2 separate regions of the Homo sapiens genome follow, and region 1 is linked to region 2. Evidence: read pairs that join two places in POLR2A ChIA-PET (ENCODE). Cell type or tissue: Panc1. All regions are shown on one strand. Each heading gives the region's core, and the rest is flanking DNA. Links, peaks and the distances in the headings are about the cores only. Region 1 overlaps ABHD12 (abhydrolase domain containing 12, lysophospholipase). Region 2 overlaps ENTPD6 (ectonucleoside triphosphate diphosphohydrolase 6).

Region 1 (9,670 bases), core at 977-8,976, 92 kb before region 2:
GTCAGCGATGGCCCGGTTTCTAGTCTGGCTCACAAACATTGGTGTTGCTGAATTAGCAAATGTGACAGCATGTACTGTTTAAAATCCATTGTGAGTTAAACTGTGGACAATTTAAGCATGGGGTTAACTGGGATGTGGGGCACGTATGAGGAAAATGCTATTACTCAAGATGGACTAAGTGCTGCTTCTCTGCCAGGCCCCAGTGGTAACTGGCACATTGCAAGCCTTTGTGGCCCAGAGGAGGCTGGCCTGCCAGTCAGGGAACGCTCCTGCTGAAGCTGTCAGTGCCATCCACACAGCCTGCAGTTCCGTGGTTATTGATTCTAGTGATGGGGATAGTTTTCTACCACCCACCCCCATCTGTTCCCCTGTAGTTAGATGGGGTCTGCAGCTCCCTGCTGTCTGGACTTGAGCTGATTAAGTAACACCACGTGCAGTCGCCAGGATGAGGACAGAAGGGACATCTGATCCTGCGCTCCCCTCTGCTTCTGTCTGCAGGCACACCGTCCCTGCAGTCTGGTGGAAGAACGCCCAAGGCAAAGACCAGATGTGGTATGAGGATGCCTTGGCTTCCAGCCACCCTATCATTCTGTACCTGCATGGGAACGCAGGTACCAGGTGAGGGAGAGGAGCCCATCATCTTTGCTGTGGAGCATGGCTCCTTTTTGGGGTGGGAATGTCCTGGCCCGGTCTGCCGGAAACCAGCAGGAGCAACCTGCGGTCCCACAAAATTGGGTGTACTGACCCACTGCAATGAGGGAGAGCCTCCCAAGAACGAAGGGAAAGGCAGAGTTCTGAAGGGGTTGAGGGAAGGCGGAGTTTAGGTGACGTTTACATGAAGCAGGGTTCCCACAGGCTGAGGCCAGCACGGCTGTGTTCCGTGGGGACCAAGTGTGGGAAGCTGTGTGCAGACCGTCCCCTATCTGGAGCTGCAGCCTGGATTGGGATGAAGGAGGCTGAGTCTCAGTCAGGAGCTGAGCTCCCCAGCCAGAGGGGCATGTTTTTTTCTCCTTGTTGTAATCTCAAAGGTCACAGCATCTGCTGGTATGTGATTTGGGGAGCAGGGTTTCTTGGAGAGTGAGGGCTTTGGGGTCCCTCCGAGGAGGGGTCATAGTGGCACTTGGCTGTGGGTGCCTCGCGCTCTTGGGAATGGGCGGCTTCAGCTCACTGGCAGCTTGTTTTCTCTATATCTGTCATGCTGCCTGAAGTGGCAGGCAGATCTTTGTTACCTGTAAGATAGCTCCAGGTGGCAGACAGGTGAAGCCGGAGCCAGGGCAGCCCTGGAGGAGGTGGCACACTTCCTGGAAAAAAGTGGCAGGTGCTGAGAAGGGGCAGGAGGGAGAGGCTGAAAGCACCAGGTGCTGGGGTCTTTGCAGGCCACCCTACAGTGTGAGCTCTCTGCTCACCCTAACGGGCTGTTGCTGAAGTTCATGCACTCTTTGGTTAATCAGCCCTGCCCAGTTTTATCTCAGATGCTTTTCCTGAGTGGGTCTAATGGCTTGTCCTTTCCACTGGCTGCCCTGGAGTTGGCCTCCCTGCCTTAAAAGGGTGCTCCTTCCACACCATGTGATTGCTGTTCAGAAGAGCCTCTGTGGGAGAACCCAGGGTGGGTGCGGAGGGGATACATTTTCTGAACAAAGCATTGTTTGAAAACCACCAAGGTCTTCGTGTGTGAGAGAGGCAGCCAGGAGCCAGCACAGAGGCAGACCCAGCACGGAGACAGGGCTGCTGCGGGGCCAGGGCCGAGGTCCCGTGTGGCACCAGGGTATGTCAGGGCTGGGGGCAAACATTTTATAGGCAGAGCCAGCAAGGAGAGCTGTGCTGGGCCCTTCTGGAAGGGAAAGCAGGCCTAGGTGGGGTCTGCATGGTGGAACCCTGCAGAGAGCATTGCTGAAAGAGCCTGGCGGCATGGCCCGTGAAGCGGTTTCTGTGTCAGGGATGGCGTGTCTAGCTACAGAATCATGCATGTGCTGCACAGTTTCCTTTCTTCTTTGTCTGGGACAAGCTGCAGAGGGTTTCTCTTCTGCTTTTCAAAGAGCAAGTGGCTACAAACAGCTCTTGCAGCATCTTTTTATAAATGACAGAACTGTGGTTGGCTGTGAATAAGGTTCAGTTCTGCAGTGCCCATCACATGGTTAAAAAAAAAAAAAAAAGATCCTGCCTATAACTTTAGGTTAGAAAGGGATGCCGTGACTTTCAGTGTTTGCTGCCCCCTCCCAATCCTGCAGAGACTGCCTGGCTGCAGTCCTCGCCACCCCCACGTTGCCTGCTTTCTTTGTCCTGTGCATCCCACTGGGGTTTCGCTGGTCTGCGGGATCCACCACCCGGGTCCCCCTGAGGTCCAGACCCCCTGGATTCCCAGCAACTGTTCCTTTTTTGCTTAATGTAGGAAATTTTAGAAACTTAGAGCCACTGTGAACTCTTACAATGATAACTGAAAATATTTTGCAGTGTTTCCTCCTTGCCTTGAAACTCATTCCTTTATTTTTTATTTTAATTTTTGAGACAGAGTCTCACTCTGTTGCCCAGGCTGGAGTGCAGTGGCACAATCCTGACTCACTGCAACCTCAGCCTCCTGAGTTCAAGTGACTCTCCTGCCTCGGTCTCCCGAGTAGCTGGGATTACAGTCACCCACCACCATGGCCAGCTAATTTTTGTATTTTTAGTAGAGACGGGTTTCACCATTTGACCAGGCTGGTCTCAAACTCCTGAGCTCAAGTGATCTGCTCACCTCGGCCTCCCAAAGTGCTGGGATTACAGGTGTGAACCACCGCACCTGACCCTTTATATTTTTGTTTCTGTACTTTATTGGCTTCCTCCTCCATCTCATCCTGGTGTCCAACCAGCAACACTCCCGCCCCCATACCTGAAATGTTGAGACCGCTCCTGAGGAAGGAGGAGCACGGCTAGGGAGTGTGGAGAGTGTGGACCCGCCCTCCTCCCAGGTGGCCCATGTCCCTGCTGTGGGGTCGGTCCAGGTTAACAGCTGGCCAACAACTGGAAAGAAAGAGGGAAGGGAGCCTAGACAGGCCTCAGACAAGGAAGTACAAATGGGAGGGTGTGTGCCGAGCCCACTTAGTCTCAGTAGCGACATGCACGGTGAAGCTGTAGTTGGCTGTGAGGGGCGGGAGGCAGCCGTTCCGGCACTTCAGGGCCTCCCTGGGGAGATTCTAGGAGCATATCCCATGTGCAGAGCACACACATGTGAAGGGCTGTAAGGCAGGGTGGCCACAGCAGCAAACAGAAGTTAGTGCCAGGTGGGAAACAGTCAAGATGACCATGAGAGGCCAGGGTGGTGTGGCTAAGCAGAGTTCTGAAGGTCGGCTGAGACGTGCGGAGCAAGAAGTGAGGGCAGAAGTCGCCCATACGGGTCCTGTTGGAGCACAGCCTCTGTCTACACAGGGTGTCCTTGGCACAGGGAAGCTGGGAGGGTCTGGGGTGTGGTGGATGAGGCCTTGCTGTGTTTCCTTTAGTGTCTTTCTAGTTTGGGGCTGTAGGTGTGCATTACCTACTGAAAAATAAAAGCAGTCATTAAGAAATCTCCCCCAAAGTGCTAAGACCATCTCCCCCTTGGCACAGCACTGCCAGAGGCGAGTGTGGGGCTACTTAGGGGGACCCAAGGAAGAGGTTCTGCCCTCTTTCATTGGCCTCCCCCTGGTTTGGGGTATGGAGGACAAGTTGACCTGGGGCCCAACTCTGAGAAGATGTGCTCACACCATGTCCTGTTTTCTTCTCCAGAGGAGGCGACCACCGCGTGGAGCTTTACAAGGTGAGTGCAGGCAGCACCCACACCTGTTCCCTGGGCTGTTCTTTCCAGGGCAGGAAGTGAAGGGAGTCACCAGACTCACAGCTTGAGAGTTAACTATTGCTGGGCTGTTTGTGTGTGTGAGACAGGGTCCTCCTCCTCTGTTGCCCAGGCTGGAGTGCAGTGGTACAGTCACAGCGCACTGCAGCGTCGACCTCCTGGGCTCAAACTATCCTCCTGCTTCAGCCTCCTGAGACTGCAGGTGCATGCCGCCACCACGCCCAGCTAATTTTTGTTTGTTTTTTTGTAGAAATGAGGTCTCCCTATGTTGCTCAGGCTGGTCTCGAACTCCTGGGCCTCCCACCTTGGCCTCCCAAAGTGTTGGGATGACAGGCGTGTTGAGCTTTTTAACACTGCCTTTGGATGGGCGTGCTGGAAGGTAGGGCCTTGGCTGCCTCTGCTGTGACTGCCCATCACACTGCTTCTAGGCCTGGGCCCCAACATCAGAATGTATGGGCTTTGTAGACCAAGTGCAGATATTGGCAGACTACATAAGCAGCACTGGAAATTGTTTTTCAATGTTACGTTACTTGTGTATAAAATGAAAAGAGACGGCTGGGTGTGGTGGCTCACGCCTGTAATCCCAGCACTTTGGGAGGCCAAGATGGGTGGATCACAAGGTCAGGAGTTCAAGACCAGCCGGCCAGGATGGTGAAACCCCGTCTCTACTAAAAATACAAAAAAAATTAGCCAGGCGTGGTGGCGGGCGCCTGTAATCCCAGCTACTCAGGAGGCTGAGGCAGAGAATTGCTTAAACCTGGGAGGCGGAGGTTGCAGTGAGCCAAGATGGCACCACTGCACTCTAGCCTGGGCAACAGAGCAAGACTCCGTCTCAAAAAACAAAAAAAAAGGAAAAGAGAAACCAGGTGCTCCAGGTGCTACACTGACTGCCAGGTCGTAGGCTCACCCCAGCAAGGGCTGCAGGTGGGACTTGAATCAGCTTCCAGGCACACAGTGGGAGCGCCTGCAGGTCTCCCCACATGCAGGGGGTGCCTAGGGCAGGGCGTGCAGACCTTCACTTGTGCTTGGTTGCTTGGTTTTGTTCTTCATCTGGTTGTCTGGGTCTTGGAGCCCAAGAGATACTGTTGAAACAGCCTCACTCTCCTCCCCTCAGAGGGCCATCTGCACTGGCCCACAGGGCAGAAGGGAACACAGACAGAGGCAGGGGCACAGACAGAGGCGGGGGCACACCCAGCTCTGAGCTATTGGAGGATTTTACCCGTGGAGTACATTGCATTAAGTCAGGAAAGGTGGGGAGAGTTTGAGAAGTGATTGGTCCTTTTTTCAGTTTTCTGTTAAAAGAAATGATTCATCCTGCTGAGGTCAACAGGGCTGGAGCAGGTTGGCTCTGGTTATAGCCTCTGCGGTGGCTAGGAGCTGGCAAGGAAGTGCAGGCTGCCCTGGGGAAGCACCCAACAACCCCCCCAAAGAAGGGAGCTGTGATTCTGGGTGACATGATGGTGCGGCAGCCTCCCATGTTGCTCTGGGCACACCCCAGCAAGGGCACAGGGGTGGGTGTTTGAGGAGTGAGCTAAATGAAAGAGGTCAGCTAGTCTGTAGGGATTAAAAAAAAATAACAGAAAAAAAAATTGACAAGAGCTTAAAATCCAAGAAATACTGGGTTGCAGCAAGGGTCCCCAGATGGGGTCTCTGCACAGTGTAGCCCTCCTCCTGGGGGTCTACCATCACACTGCAGCACCGAGAGCTGTCTGCCTCCAGAGGAGGCCGCCCCAGAGGCTGCCCTGCAGCACGAGTGGAGCTGCGGCCGGACACTGCTCCTGGCCCCCTAGCGTCTAAGCAGGAGGAAGGGAGAGCCTTCCTGCGCTCCCAGGCAGGGATGTCAGCAAGTCCTGCAGTGGCAGTTGGCATCTTGGTTTCATAAAACCCAGCCAGGAGTCAGGCAGCATGTCACAGTCTTTATGAAGCTGCCACTACGTACAAGGCAGAGGAGAGAAAGTTGGATGAGTTTAGTAAGCGGCAAGCTGCCCTCAATACAGATGCTTGGATTTGTTGCCAAAGATGTTTATTTTTCACTTTACAGGTGCTGAGTTCCCTTGGTTACCATGTGGTCACCTTTGACTACAGAGGTGAGATTTCTTTTGCAAGAGCATCTGAGCACAATTCCACTGCTTGCTGGCGGTATCCCATGGGCAGGCCTCACTCGAAGAGGCTCGGAGCAAGGCCAGCGCCTGCTTTGCCTGTGCTGTGATGGTGTCCTGGGTCCTGACAAAGACCCTGATGGAGCTGTCAGGAGAGCCCCTTCTGGTAGGGGAGGCTCAGCACCTGGAGCCCCCAGCAGATGCCCTGTCAGCAACTTTTTTTTTTTTTTTTTTAAGATAGGATCTCACTTTGTCACCCAACCTGGAGTACAGTAGCATGATTGTAGCTCACTGCAGCCTTGAACTCCTTGGCTCAAGGGATCCTTCTGCCTTAGGCTCTCGAGTAGCTGTGACTGCAGGAATGCGACACCACACCCGCTGTTTTGTTTTTGTTTTTAGTAGAAATGGGGTATCGCTGTGTTGCCTAGGCTAGTCTCAGACTCCTGGCCTCAAGCGATCCTCCTGCCTCAGCCTTCCAGAGTGTTGGGATTACAGGCAGGAGTCACTGCACCCAACCTGCAGCATTTTAAATTAGAAGATACTGTCTTTTTTAGACTGCAGAGCTGGACGTCAGACATGGTTTATGCTCATCAAAGCTTGTCTTGTTAAAGTTACGAAGACAGTAAGAAGTGTTAAGAGAGGCTGAGCATGGTGGTTCACACCTGTAATCCCAGCACTTTGGGAGGCTGAGGCAGGCGGATCACTTGAGGTCAGGAGTTCGTGACCAGCCTGGCCAACATGGTGAAACCCCATCTCTACTGAAAATACAAAAATTAACCGGGCGTAATGGCTCGCACCTGTAGTCCCAGCTATTCGAGAGGCTGAGGCAGGAGAAGCGCTTGAACCTGGGAGGCAGAGCTTGCAGTGAGCCGAGACTGCACCACTGTACTCCAGCCTTGGCGACAAGCAAGACTCCATGTCAAAAAAAAAAAAGAACTGTTAAGAGAGAAGATAGATTCTTCTGCACCTCAGCATTTCTGCTTTTTTGAATGAACCAGGGCTTGCCACTGAACAAATCAAGAATCCATAGTTTGATATATACCAAGGACACTGTGGCTTAATAGGCAACAGAAATACTTGGTGTTAACAATGAGCGACTGGTTTGTTTTGGTTTTGGTTTTGGTTTTGCTTTGAGACAGGGTCTCACTCTGTCACCCAGCTGGATTGCAGTGATGTGATCTCAGCTCACTGCAACCTCTGCCTCCCGGGTTCAAGTGATCTTCCCAACTCAGCCTCCCTAGTAGCTGGGACCACAGGCACACACCACTACACCTGGCTAATGTTATTTTATTTTATTTTATTTTATTTTATTTTATTTTATTTTATTTTATTTTTATTGATCATTCTTGGGTGTTCCTCTGAGGGGGATTTGGCAGGGTCATAGGACAATAGTGGAGGGAAGGTCAGCAGATAAACAAGTGAACAAAGGTCTCTGGTTTTCCTAGGCAGAGGACCCTGCGGCCTTCCGCAGTGTTTGTGTCCCTGGGTACTTGAGATTAGGGAGTGGTGATGACTCTTAATGAGCATGCTGCCTTCAAGCATCTGTTTAACAAAGCACATCTTGCACCGCCCTTAATCCATTTAACCCTGAGTGGACACAGCACATGTTTCAGAGAGCACCAGGTTGGGGGTAAGGTCATAGATCAACAGCATCCCAAGGCAGAAGAATTTTTCTTAGTACAGAACAAAATGGAGTCTCCTATGTCTACTTCTTTCTACACAGACACAGCAACAATCTGATTTCTCTATCTTTTCCCCACATTTCCCCCTTTTCTATTCGACAAAACCGCCATCGTCATCATGGCCCGTTCTCAATGAGCTGTTGGGTACACCTCCCAGACGGGGTGGCAGCCGGGCAGAGGGGCTCCTCACTTCCCAGAAGGGGCAGCCGGGCAGAGGCGCCCCCCACCTCCCAGACGGGGTGGCTGGCCGGTCGGGGGCTGGCCCCCACCTCCCTCCCGGATGGGGCGGGTGGAGACGCTCCTCACTTCCCAGATGGGGCGGCTGCCGGGCGGAGGGGCTCCGCACTTCTCAGACGGGGCGGCTGCCGGGCGGAGACGCTCCTCACCTCCCAGACGGGGTCGCGGCCGGGCAGAGGCGCTCCTCACATCCCAGACGGGGCGGCGGGGCAGAGGCGCTCCCCACATCTCAGACGATGGGCGGCCGGGCAGAGACGCTTCTCACTTCCTAGATGGGATGGCGGCCGGGAAGAGGCGCTCCTCACTTCCCAGACTGGGCAGCCAGGCAGAGGGGCTCCTCACATCCCAGACGATGGGCGGCCAGGCGGAGACGCTCCTCACTTCCCAGACGGGGTGGCGGCCGGGCAGAGGCTGCAATCTCGGCACTTTGGGAGGCCAAAGCAGGCGGCTGGGAGGTGGAGGTTGTAGTGAGCCGAGATCACGCCACTGCACTCCAGCCTGGGCAACATTGAGCACTGAGTGAACGAGACTCCGTCTGCAATCCCGGCACCTGTGGAGGCCGATGCTGGCAGATCACTCGCGGTTAGGAGCTGAAGACCAGCCTGGCCAACACAGCGAAACCCCGTCTCCACCAAAAAAATACGAAAACCAGTCAGGCATGGCAGCGCGCTGCTGCAATCACAGGCACTCGGCAGGCTGAGGCAGGAGAATCAGGCAGGGAGGTTGCAGTGAGCCGAGATGGCGGCAGTACAGTCCAGCTTCGGCTTGGCATCAGAGAGAGACCGTGGAAAGAGAGGGAGAGGGAGACCGTGGGGAGAGGGAGAGCTATTTTATTTTTTTTAAGAGAGGGTTTCGCCATGTTGCCCAGGCTGGTCTTGAACTACTGGGTTCAAGCAGTCTGCCCACCTTGGCCTCCCGAAGTGTTGGGATTACAGGTGTGAGTGAGCCATTGCAACTGACTGCGAGACTGTTTTAAAGTGTATTCTGGCTGGGCACGGTGGCTCACGCCTGTAATCCCAGCACTTTGGGAGGCTGAGGTGGGCAGATTGCTTGAAACCAGGAGTTCGAGATAAGCCTGGGCAGCGTGGCAAAACCCCGCCTCTACTAAAAATACAAAAAAAAGTAGCTGAGCCTGGTGGCAGGTGCCTGTAATCCCAGCTACTCAGGAGGCTGAGGTGGGAGGAAAGCTTGAGCCCAGGAGGCGGAGGTTGCAGTGAGCCAAGATCATGCCACCGCACTCCAGCCTGAGTGACAGAGCGAGACCCTGTCTCAAAAATTTCAAAAAGTGTATTCCACCATGTAGTCCTCAGCTGGAGAGATTAAAGAGTTGATGGCAACGTGGCTGGCTGCCTTCACCTTCTTGTGGGGGCAGGTGGCGTGTCTATCCTCAGACCAAGAGGAGATATGGGAGGGACAAAGGAGAGAGGCTGTCACCTGGATGTGGGGGTTGTGTTAATTCTCTCTTGCTGCTATAACATGTTACCACAAACAGTGCTTTAAACCAGCACACATGTAGCGTCTTGCAGTTCTGGAGGTCAGAAATTCAGAATCTGCAGCCCCCAGGCTGGAATCAGGGTGGGAGCAGGGCTCTCAGGGAGAATGCCTGGCTGCCCTTTCCAGCCACCTGTGTTCCTTGGCTCACAGCCCTTCTGTGATTGAGTCCCAGGTCATCTGGCTCTGACCCTGACTCCTCTCCCTTTTTCTCTGATGAGGACCCTTGTGGTTATTTTGGGCCCACCCAGCTTGTCCAGGATCACCCCCATCTCAAGGCAAGCAGTTAGTAGCTTTCATTCCTTCCATACCTTTCATTCCCCAGCCATGTGACCCAACGCGTTCACAAGTTCCAG
Region 2 (9,670 bases), core at 1,116-9,115:
AAAATGGTATTACCCTAGTCTGAATATCACATTTACCTTTTTTTTTTTTAATGAGATGGAGTCTCACTGTTGCCCAGGCTGGAGTGCAGTGGCGCGATCTCGGCTCACTGCAACCTCTGCCTCCTGGGTTCAAGCAACTCTCGTACCTCAGCCTCCCTAGTAGCTGGGATTATAGAAGCCTACCACTATGCCCGGCTTTTTTTTTCTTTCTTTTTTTGGTATGTTTATTAGAGACGGGGTTTCGCCATGTTGGCCAGGGTGGTCTCGTACTCCTGACCTCAAGTGATCCACTTGCCTCGGTCTCCAAAGTGTTGGGATTACAGGCGTGAGCCACCATGCCTGGCCACATTTGCCTTCTGATGACTCTGAAATGGTTCTAAAAATAAAATTCACCCTGCAACAATGATTTGTTGTGCCTGAACGTATTTAAAAATGTTAAGGTAGGGCATGGTGGCTCATACCTGTAATCCTAGCACTTTGGGAGGCCCAGATGGGCAGATCACCTGGTCAGGAGTTCAAAACCAGCCTGGCCAAGATGGCAAAACCCCATCTCTACTAAAGATACAAAAATCAGCCGGGCACAGTAGCGGGTGCCTGTAATCCCAGCTACTCAGGAGGATGATGCAGGACAACTGCTTGAACCTGGGAGGTGGAGGCTGCAGTGAGCCCAGATTGCACCACTGCACTCCAGCCTGGGTGACAAAGGGAGATTCTATCTCAAAAATAAATAAATAAAGTAATTAATTAATTAAAAAACAAGGCCAGGCACGTTTAGTTTCTTAACAAAAGTTAAGAAACTAAAATATAAAAATACCTTTTGGTTAACTTTTAAAACTATCTCTGTGGAGAAGCCTTCCTAATTATGACATGAAACCTAGAAGTCACAAAAAGATAAATTTTTGGACACGTTCTATCATAATGGGATAATTTCCTTAATAAATAAAGATCTACAATTAACAAAAAAATGATGACAATCTTATAGAAAATCGGCAAGGGATATGAACAGATGTTTCACGGAAATACAACTTAGATATACCCGATGAATTAGATCCATGCATATTAAAACTACCAGTTATCATTTTTTTAAATCTGCCAGAATGGCAAAGATTAAACTGGCTGTAGCTGTTAGGACATGGGGGAGGCCAGCACCGATGCTTGTCCAGTAGGATTGAAGGCAACGTGGCAACGTCTGCTTATGCCCTGAAACTCACTGCCCTGGGATCCTGCCATCCAAACACGGGGACTGCAGGACTGAGGCAGCTCAGTGGGCAGCAATGGGTGCTAAGTGATGTGGGGTACGCGGGCTGGGGTGGCATGTGGGGCGTGTGAGACCTGTCTGAGCTTGTCAATGCACACATCCTGAGGGAACAGAATTTTCAAGCAACCCTAGTTTGCTTCTTTTACGATGTGCACGTGTAGCTATTTTTGACAAATGAGAGCCTACTTCATTATCACAAAAGACACTCAGAGAGAAATGACTTGCATACTTTGCCGGGCCCAGAAATATTCCATGACTTATTTGGTGCACTTTTGGAAAACTTCCAGTTGTTTGCCTTTTTCAGGCATGAGGTCACCGACCTTCTTTAAATGGACCAAATTGATTTTGGCTTTACCTTCATGCGTCTGATTCTCAGCCTCCGGAGTTCTTTAAATATTTAAGCTGGTGGATATTATGGAAGTAAAGGCGCTGGTGGGGACCCAGCCCAGGCGGGAGGGAGGAAACTGTTCCTCTTTTTGTCTTTTGTCCTTTCCTGCTCTGTGCAGGCCTCCACCACGTGGCTCCATCAGCATTCGCTGCAGCCCTGGGAGGCCCTAGGGCCAGATCCTGTCCTCCTGTGACAGTTGGTTGGGGGGGGCTTCAGGCACAAGCACTCGGGATGTGGGCTGGTCTGCAGTTTCCCTGGCATGCGACACCTTTGGGACGCTTCCAGACCAAAACCAGATCCTTGCTGAACAGAATGACATGGGGACTTGCAGCTCACTCGAGGTTATGTGCCCAGGCCTCACCTGGCCGTGCTGTGGGCTGCTGGCCTGGCACAGGAGGAGCTGTGCTCAACAGACGCTGGGAGGGCCGGGGCCACCAGCCAGACCCTTCACCAGCCCCAGCCCCCAGGGGCCCTCCACTGCTGTGTCCTCGAGAGGGATGTCGACAGGACTGGAAATACGCCACCCCCTTTGGCAGCTTTTCTAAGGTTTAGTAAACAGGGATCTCAGGTGCCAGGTGGGCAAATGCTACTGTCGCTCAACGAGAGGAATCCCAGAGAAGGAGAAGCCCCTGTCAACCTTTTATTGGGAGTGGAACACATGAGGTTCAGCTCGTGCCGGGCACTGTACATTCACTGAAGCAGCTCAAGGGGCTCAGCCCCGACACTGACGCCACACTGAGCAGGATGCACGGCCCGGGGCTCACACTGTCCATGGAGGAGGTGGGGTCAGCCCGAGGTGGGCGGATGGTGGCCCGAGACACCGAGAGCTTGGTTCTGGGACTGTGGCTCAGCTGACCCGTGGCACAGCTGCACCTAAGACATGGCCCTGGCTAGGCGGGAACAGCTCACAGTAGCGATACATTCACAGGACACAGTTGGTGTCCAGAAAAGGGGGCTCAGAACACAGTTTCTACACAAGCACTTGGCACCCACACGACAGAGACGTCACTCAAGCAGCACAGCCACAAATAGTTTACAGCAGCTCATGCCCGGCATCCGCCCATGCTGGGAGACTCCCTGAAAGGTGGGCACCTGCCGTCTATGAGGAGGTGTCTCCCTCCATCATTAACCCCAAACCACACAATGTGTGAGGAGAGCAGGCCTCTGGGTGAACTCACACATTCATACCCAAGGAAGAGGCAAACACACTCAAGTCCAGAGTTCCCAGTGGTGCCGCCCAGACCTACTGTCCCGGGGGTGTTATGGCTGTCCCTCGGCTTCCCCAGAGCAGCCAGGACAGCCTGCACCGCCTCCCAGACTCTTGCAGGAAGGGGAGCTCTGCCCTGGGGAGGAAACTGACAGGCTGGGAGACAAGACTCCCATCGCAGGGACATGCACAGCAGCAGCCACAGCCCCGCGGACGGGGCATGGGGATGGGACAGGCAGGGAGCCACACTGCCCCCTCAGTGTGTGCCTGTGGTTCTGTCCTGGTCCTGCCCACTTGGAGCCCAGGCAGACAGGTGGCATTGAGCAGGGCCCAGGTCCAGACAGCCCTCTGGCCAGATGTGACTGGAAGAGGCTGATGCCAGGGCAGCACCAGGCCTTCTGCAAGTCCCAGAGCCAGTGTGCAGAAAGTGCCAGCACGGCCTGTGCTGTGGCTCCTCAGGATGAAGTCACGTCCAGGACAGGAGGGTTTATGCAGACACACAGACACTGCTGACGGGGACAGGGATGGCTCGGCCACTATGAGGCTGGACTCTTCTGTCTGTTCAGGGAGTCGATGTAATGAAAAATGGCCCCCAGAGCCCAGCTGGTCTCAACATTGTCAATTTTCCGAGTGAGCTTGAAAAGACAGAGAGGGAGAGGGGACCATCACACAGACAGGAAAGCCTTGTGCATCAGGAGGCTGTGGCTCCTTGGAAGCCAGGGATGGGCTGGGGGACATGACCCCAGCAACTGGAGAAGTGGTTCTAGGCCCCTCACTCCATAAAGGGGCTGGGGCGTGACCTGAGGGCACCCTTACCTTCAGCACTTTGCTCCTGGGAAAGCCGAACTCCTGGAGTAGCAGGCTGACGTAGGTGAGGTCCATGCATGAGAAGGGGCTGCTCTGCGGCTGTGTCTCCAGGGTCCGACACACTGGGGATGAGACACGTCCCTTCACGCTCCAGGTGACTCCCACCTGGGGGCGGAGGGGCAAGTGCAGACCCCAATTCCACCCACTACAGGCACCCGCTGGCTCCGCACTCCGGATTCACAGACAAGGCCGCAGCTGAGCGCAGAAGGCACCCAGTGCACAGCACAGGCAGGTGGGCGGCAACCCCGGCTGCCACTGGGTCTGGGCTCCAAGGGGATTTGCACGCCTGGTGTTAGGGTCATGGGCCAATGTCTCCCAAGCCACATTTCTACATCTAAGACCCTGGACACCTCTCCCAGGTGTCAAGCTGCATAAAACCTAAGCTTTCTGGGGAAAGAAAACACCAAAGCCAGCTCAGAACAATCCACTCCTGCTCTTGAGGAAGGACAAATCCACCAAGAGCTGTCCTGGGATTCTGCTCAAAGCCTTTTCCTGCTGTAGTTGTGGATACCCAGTGTCCATGGGCACAAATGGGAAAATGACACAAAAGCTTTAAAAAAGCCACTTTTGGGGGAGGGGAAGGGTAGTACTTTTTCTGGAAAGATGTACAAATTTGAGCTCTTTGGACCCACACATTGGGAAGGGCAACCAAGAGCAGGACATGTTCACCAAGGCTTGGCTGCTGGGCCAGGCGTGAAGGAGACAGTGGAGAGGCATAGTGTGTGGCACAGGGTCTGCTGGGCTGGTCACCTGCGACCCCGGGGACAGCCCTCCACCCCACATCCCAGGCTCCATTCTGTAGGGCCTTGGCTTCTTAAGGGTTGTGTGACAATCATGAACTTACTGGGACATCCCAGGGGAAATCACTCTTGGGGTTACCCTAGTAGCAGTAAAATGGCATCTGAGGAAGTGGAATCGAGGGACCCAGTTCCTCACGACCCCATGAGGGTGGGACAAGGACGGTGGTCCTTTCTCAGCTGGGGCCGAGGCCCCTGCCTGTGGCCATTGTTTAGGAGGGGCTACACCCAGGAGAGTCAGGGCCAGCGCCTGCGTCACGAGCATCACGGGGCGCCTGCCCCTGCTGAGATGGCCCCTGCAGCATCACTCACCGTACTTGGCTGCGATCTCGAAGTCCCCCACCACCAGGCTGCCTCCCTTCTCCGCATCTGTGGGAGACACAACACCCAGTCTGCAGGAGCACTGTGAGGTTGGCGATGCCACTGAGACGTGAGGCTGGCACGGGGAACGCCAGCCCAAGAGCCCCAAGGCACTGACTGGCTTCTGAGGCAGGCCCTCCAGCTGTAGGCGGCACTCACGTGCTCTGAGGACGGCTTCTGGGTGATGTGGTGTGGGGTGGGTTTGGGGGCTGAGAGGGTCACCCCACAACCCAACCCTGCAGTGTCCCCCGAGAAAGCTCACCAGGAACCCAGGACCCCAAATTGAGTAAAATTTTAAGTTAAGAAAAATAAAAGTAGAGAAATTGAAATGTTTCCTGAAGCCATAGAACTGAGCTCAGCAACAGTATTCTGGTATCAGTTTCCTAAATGTAAAAAAAAAAAAAAAAAAGTTCTTGAAAAATACACTGAGGGGTGGTTTATTGGTGGCCTTCCACCTTGACCACCCACCTTCCACCCAGGCCCAGTCAGTGGTAGCTTTGTCAGCACAGAGACCCGCCGGAGGCTGCAGGGCCCAGAGAGCCGGCACCGTGTCAGCTTATTTAAAACAGTAGTGTTCTTATCCGTACCACAGGCCATACATTCTGATGATCTCACCATGATAGTGACTCTGCAACCCCCTCCAGAGTTCCCACACAGCCTGACCACCACTAGCCTCAGCAAACTCTGAATACCTTTTTCCGCCCTAATCTGGCTTCCTGGGCTGTGCAGGGTGAGTCAGAGAGACTCCACATTCAGTGAGCTGATCCCTCCCATGGGTACAGGGCAGCCACCTGCAGGTCACAGGAGGCCTCCTGTAGCCAGGGCTGCAGGGTAGGGCAGAGTGGCTGAGTCTGAGACAACGTGGGCCAGTGCAAGGCAGGACCTGCCTTCCAGCAGGAACTGGAATCAACAGCAAGTCACCAGCCACGAGGTTTTACTGAAGGGCTCAAAGAACTGATCTTTTCCTACTCAGGATGAGACGCCTTCTCAAATCTGCTTCTGGCCTCCTGCAGGGATGTGACAACAGGGTTGCTTGCCTGCCACCAGCCCTCTGCCTCGGGGAGCACACGCCCTCCACCCCCGCCCCCTGCCGCCCCGACCTTCCTGCTCAGCCCATCCGGGCCCCCTTACCTATGAGGCCCACACCAGCTGCAAGGTCGTAATAGTAGGAGAAAGCATAGAAGTCCACATGCTTCACTTCCTCCGTCCTGTGCACTCTGTTTTGAAGGACCTCTGACACTCTGGCAGCACACAGCTCGTGCAGGCTTGCCGCTGGGGACAAGCACAAGGCTAGCGGTCAGTGGGCTCCGAGCACCCAGGCCTCACAGCTGCTTGGGGCCCCTCCCAGGGGACTTGAGACTCTGACCTGAATTGTCAGGAAAAGGCAGGTCCAGAAGCCTGTAAGACCCCACCCCAAGTTGGGGCTGCTCCCCGCACAGGTCAAAAGCAGCCCTCAGGAGCCAGGGCATTGTTGGTCCCGGCGCAGGGAGTGAAGACCGTGGGCACGAAGGCAGCGGCAGACCTGGACTCTGAGGAGGAAGCTGCTGATGCCTGACACCAGTGGCCTCTGGCCTGTTGGGACCATCTGCCCTACATTCCCCCTCCGCCAGCCCGGAGTCCCACCTCCTCAGGGGGCCTGCACCCTCCCTATGTCATAGATAAGGAAGTGGAGGCCCAGCTCACTTGCCAAGCTCCCATGGCTTGAGGGAGAACAGGAACAGAGGACCCCGGAGGCCAATGGACCGTGTGGACATCTGAGGGCGCCTCTACACCCCACACCTTGACCCAGCTTCCCGGCTTTCCCAGTCCTCCTCCACCAGGCCCCATCCTTCCGAGTGCTTCCAGGGTTCCCACGGTCCACAGACCCATGCTCCAACCCTTCGATCTCATTTCCTCCTGGTGTCCCCCACCAAGCCACACCACCTCCTCCTCGTTCATTAAACACAGCAGCTGACAGAGGGCCCCGGTGTGTGCTGCTTGTGCGGCCTGGGGTGCTGCTGCTTCAGATCTGCGCAGTTTCTTGAAACCTCCTCCTGTCTTAGATCCCATGTTACCCCACGAGGCCGTCCTTGGCTGTCCTAGTTACAGCTGCGATCGCCCTCTCAGATCCCCGCCCCGTGTTATTTCTCTTGGAAGGCTTTCCCGATGAGCTTCACTGTCTGGCTCCTCCTGTGGGACACAGCTGTGCAGTCCTGCTGTGCCTGATGCGGCCCCCCGGTACACGCACCAGTGGGTGATTGACTTGGAAGGACCTGAACGGTTCGCGAAGGCATGCACCCCTCATGCCGAGTGCCCAGTCTGGGAATGGCGTTTGAACATTTCTCTCAGAAGAAACTGCAAGGGTGCAGAGCACTAGAGCCTGCCCAGGGCCAGCGGGCTCCATAGCCTCGAGCAGGATGGGTGGAAGCAGACCCTCCCTCTATTCCCGCCCAGCACAGCACAGAGTGCCTGGGCTCCCAGTCCCAGCCCTGCATCTCAGCCCCAAGCTGGTCCAGTCCTTCCTCCCTGCAGGCCTGTTAGGAAATCAGCCCTCAGGAGGAAGCTTCTGGTGACAGTCAGGGGAATGTTGAACAGAGGCAGAGGGAAGGAGCTGGCTCTCAGCACAGACACAGGCCCCTGCAGCCAAACCACCTTCACTTCCAGGGCAGGTACAGGCTCTTCAAAGAGAGGTCAGGAGCCTCCCGTGGAACGTCCCATGGGATGTGGGAAAGGCAAGGGGGAGAGGAGGCCACCACTCTCACCCGCAGAAACCAACAGGCAGCAACCCTCCCCGTACCTGCTTTCTGCCCTGAAACCCTGTACGTGACTTCTGCGTGTTCCCACTCTCCTTTGAAACTGGGAGACAAGCAAGGGCTGACCAACTCCTTTCCATCCTTAGCTGAAACAGAGATTAAAAAGGAAAGAGAAAGGAAGGTATATCACCGCCATGGACTAGGGCTGAGCTAGGAGTCGCGGAGGCCCTGGCTTGACACAGGATGGGGGAAGCTGAGTGGCTTCCAGGTCCACTGGGAAGGCAACACCTCCCTGGGAAGTGGCAGCAAAGCCTCGTTGGCCAGGAAGCACACCGCTACCAGGACCATGCCCAGCTCACGGCCCTGGGCACGCCGGGTGCCAGGCACTGGGCCAAGGGCTGTTCAGTGAAGTGTGACGACAGTCCTTTTAGGAGGGGAGCCATCATTACCCAGTTTTATAGGTGACTGAGGCTGTGAGTAGCTGGTAGGTTGGTGGCAGGGCCAGAACAAGTGCCACCAGGTGCCACCATGCCTTGAATGGAATCTGCTGCTCCAATACACACAAGCTGGGGGCTCAAAACCAGCAAAGGAAGCGTATTGGTCCCAGGGCTGGCCCCAGTATCACCTTTCGAGGATGGCAGGCTGCTGTCCCACCGAAAGGTGCTGGTCCCATCCCTGGACTCTGGCCTGGACCTGCTTTCCTTGATGGAATGGGCAGGAAATGGTGGCATCAGGGTAGCCTTCCTTTTTTGAAGCCACCACAAAAGTGTCCCAGGCTGCTCTGCTGGGGCGAGGCCATGTGGAAGAGCGCCCAGGTCTAGACAGCCGCCCAGCGACAGGCACGTGCACAGACCCTCAGGACCCCAGCGGGGGATTTAGACAGCTGCCACAGCCACAGGCATGTGCACAGACCCCCAGGACCCCAGCAGGGAGTCTAGACAGCTGCCCCAGCCATATGCACCTGCACAGACCCCCAGAACCCCAGCAGGGGGCGTCTAGACAGCTGCCACAGCCACATGCACCTGCACAGAACCCCAGGACCCCAGCGGGAGGGTCTAGACAGCTGCCACAGCCACATGCAGCTGCACAGATCCCCAGGACCCCAGCGGAGGTGCTGCCCAGATGAGCCTGTGTGGTCTGCTGTGAGATTCCAGCCGCGACTGCTGTTTGCTGTTCTTTCACTCTACTTGGGGGGTCTGTTACGCAATAACCGGTAACAAAACAGAGACTCATTCTCCTGGGTCCTCACAGCCCCCAAATGTCTAAAACAGGCACTTTGTACAGCCTGACGAGGAGACCATGAGACCTTCTTGCTGCTCTGCTGGGTGTGAGAGGACTCAGGGTCTGAGCCACGACTCCCTGGGAACCACAAAGGGCAAAGAGGTACCTGCCTTTTCTCATTGGCTAAATAATAGGTGTTTTTTGGCCCCAGAATAAGGGCTGCAGCTGTTTCTGAGACATAGACATGGTTTTTGTTTGCAACAAAAGGAATACCATTATGAAGATAAACACCAGGATTTGAAAGAAAGAACTGAAGTAGGGCATGCACAGGAGAATGAAAATTCCAGTTGAACATCCTACCCTGTCAGATACCAGGCCCTCGGAAGAAGTGGGCAGGGGTGCTGGGCCAATGGGGCGCTGGGGGCTGAGGTAAGGGCATTTGGCTGGAGCACACGTAGGTGCTGGTGAGCGCCTCATACACACATCAGACACTAAGGCCTTGGGAAGGCCTCTGTGGCCTGGCCAGTTCCATCAGGGAAGAGAGGCACCACCAGCCTCAGGGCCGTGCCCCAGCCCCTGAAGCAGACCATGGCAATCCTGAGATCTCCTAAGAGTCCATGCCCGCTGTGATGCCCATTATAAGGAGCAGAGGCCCTGGCCCTGATGCAGGCTGTGTCCCCAGGTCAACTCCATGTCTCAGGAAGGGCCAAGCCCACATTTCATGACCCTTCGCAGAGCAAGGGAGGAGGGATGTTCTTGCAAGGCTGGAATCATGAGCGAGAGAGAAAACCTTTCCCTGACGGCAAGAACCCAGCACCCCCCACAGCCCTCCTGTGCTGT

Evidence for each region. ChIA-PET counts read pairs that join two places held together with the same protein. Peaks named below come from ENCODE experiments on the same cell type or tissue, not always from the same donor. Only the 100,000 strongest peaks of a DNase experiment are listed, where the experiment ranks them.
Region 1: POLR2A ChIA-PET joins it to region 2 with 11 read pairs; 7 of 35 experiments call an interaction of 5 or more read pairs at or near these places.

What each region holds. Positions count from the first base shown.
Region 1 is chr20:25,311,147-25,320,816 of GRCh38, reverse strand. ABHD12 (abhydrolase domain containing 12, lysophospholipase) reads left to right here. Exons shown (of 13, transcript NM_001042472.3): 4 at 499-618; 5 at 3,739-3,769; 6 at 5,847-5,892. Among named protein-coding and RNA genes, the nearest start is that of PYGB, 68 kb to the right of the region's middle. RefSeq lists a silencer at 1,358-1,437 and enhancers at 1,788-2,027, 2,058-2,117, 3,231-3,840. In Panc1, for the core only: no CTCF peak of the experiment used is centred there; no DNase peak of the experiment used is centred there; H3K27ac peaks cover 1,402 bases.
Region 2 is chr20:25,219,317-25,228,986 of GRCh38, reverse strand. It overlaps ENTPD6 (ectonucleoside triphosphate diphosphohydrolase 6), which reads right to left. Exons shown (of 15, transcript NM_001247.5): 11 at 7,654-7,755; 12 at 6,009-6,149; 13 at 4,830-4,886; 14 at 3,670-3,782; 15 at 912-3,488. The coding sequence ends at 3,390. Among named protein-coding and RNA genes, the nearest start is that of PYGB, 24 kb to the left of the region's middle. RefSeq lists a silencer at 4,903-5,084 and enhancers at 5,135-5,896, 5,897-6,656, 6,657-7,418. In Panc1, for the core only: no CTCF peak of the experiment used is centred there; DNase peaks (open chromatin) are centred at 1,566 and 5,586; H3K27ac peaks cover 6,871 bases.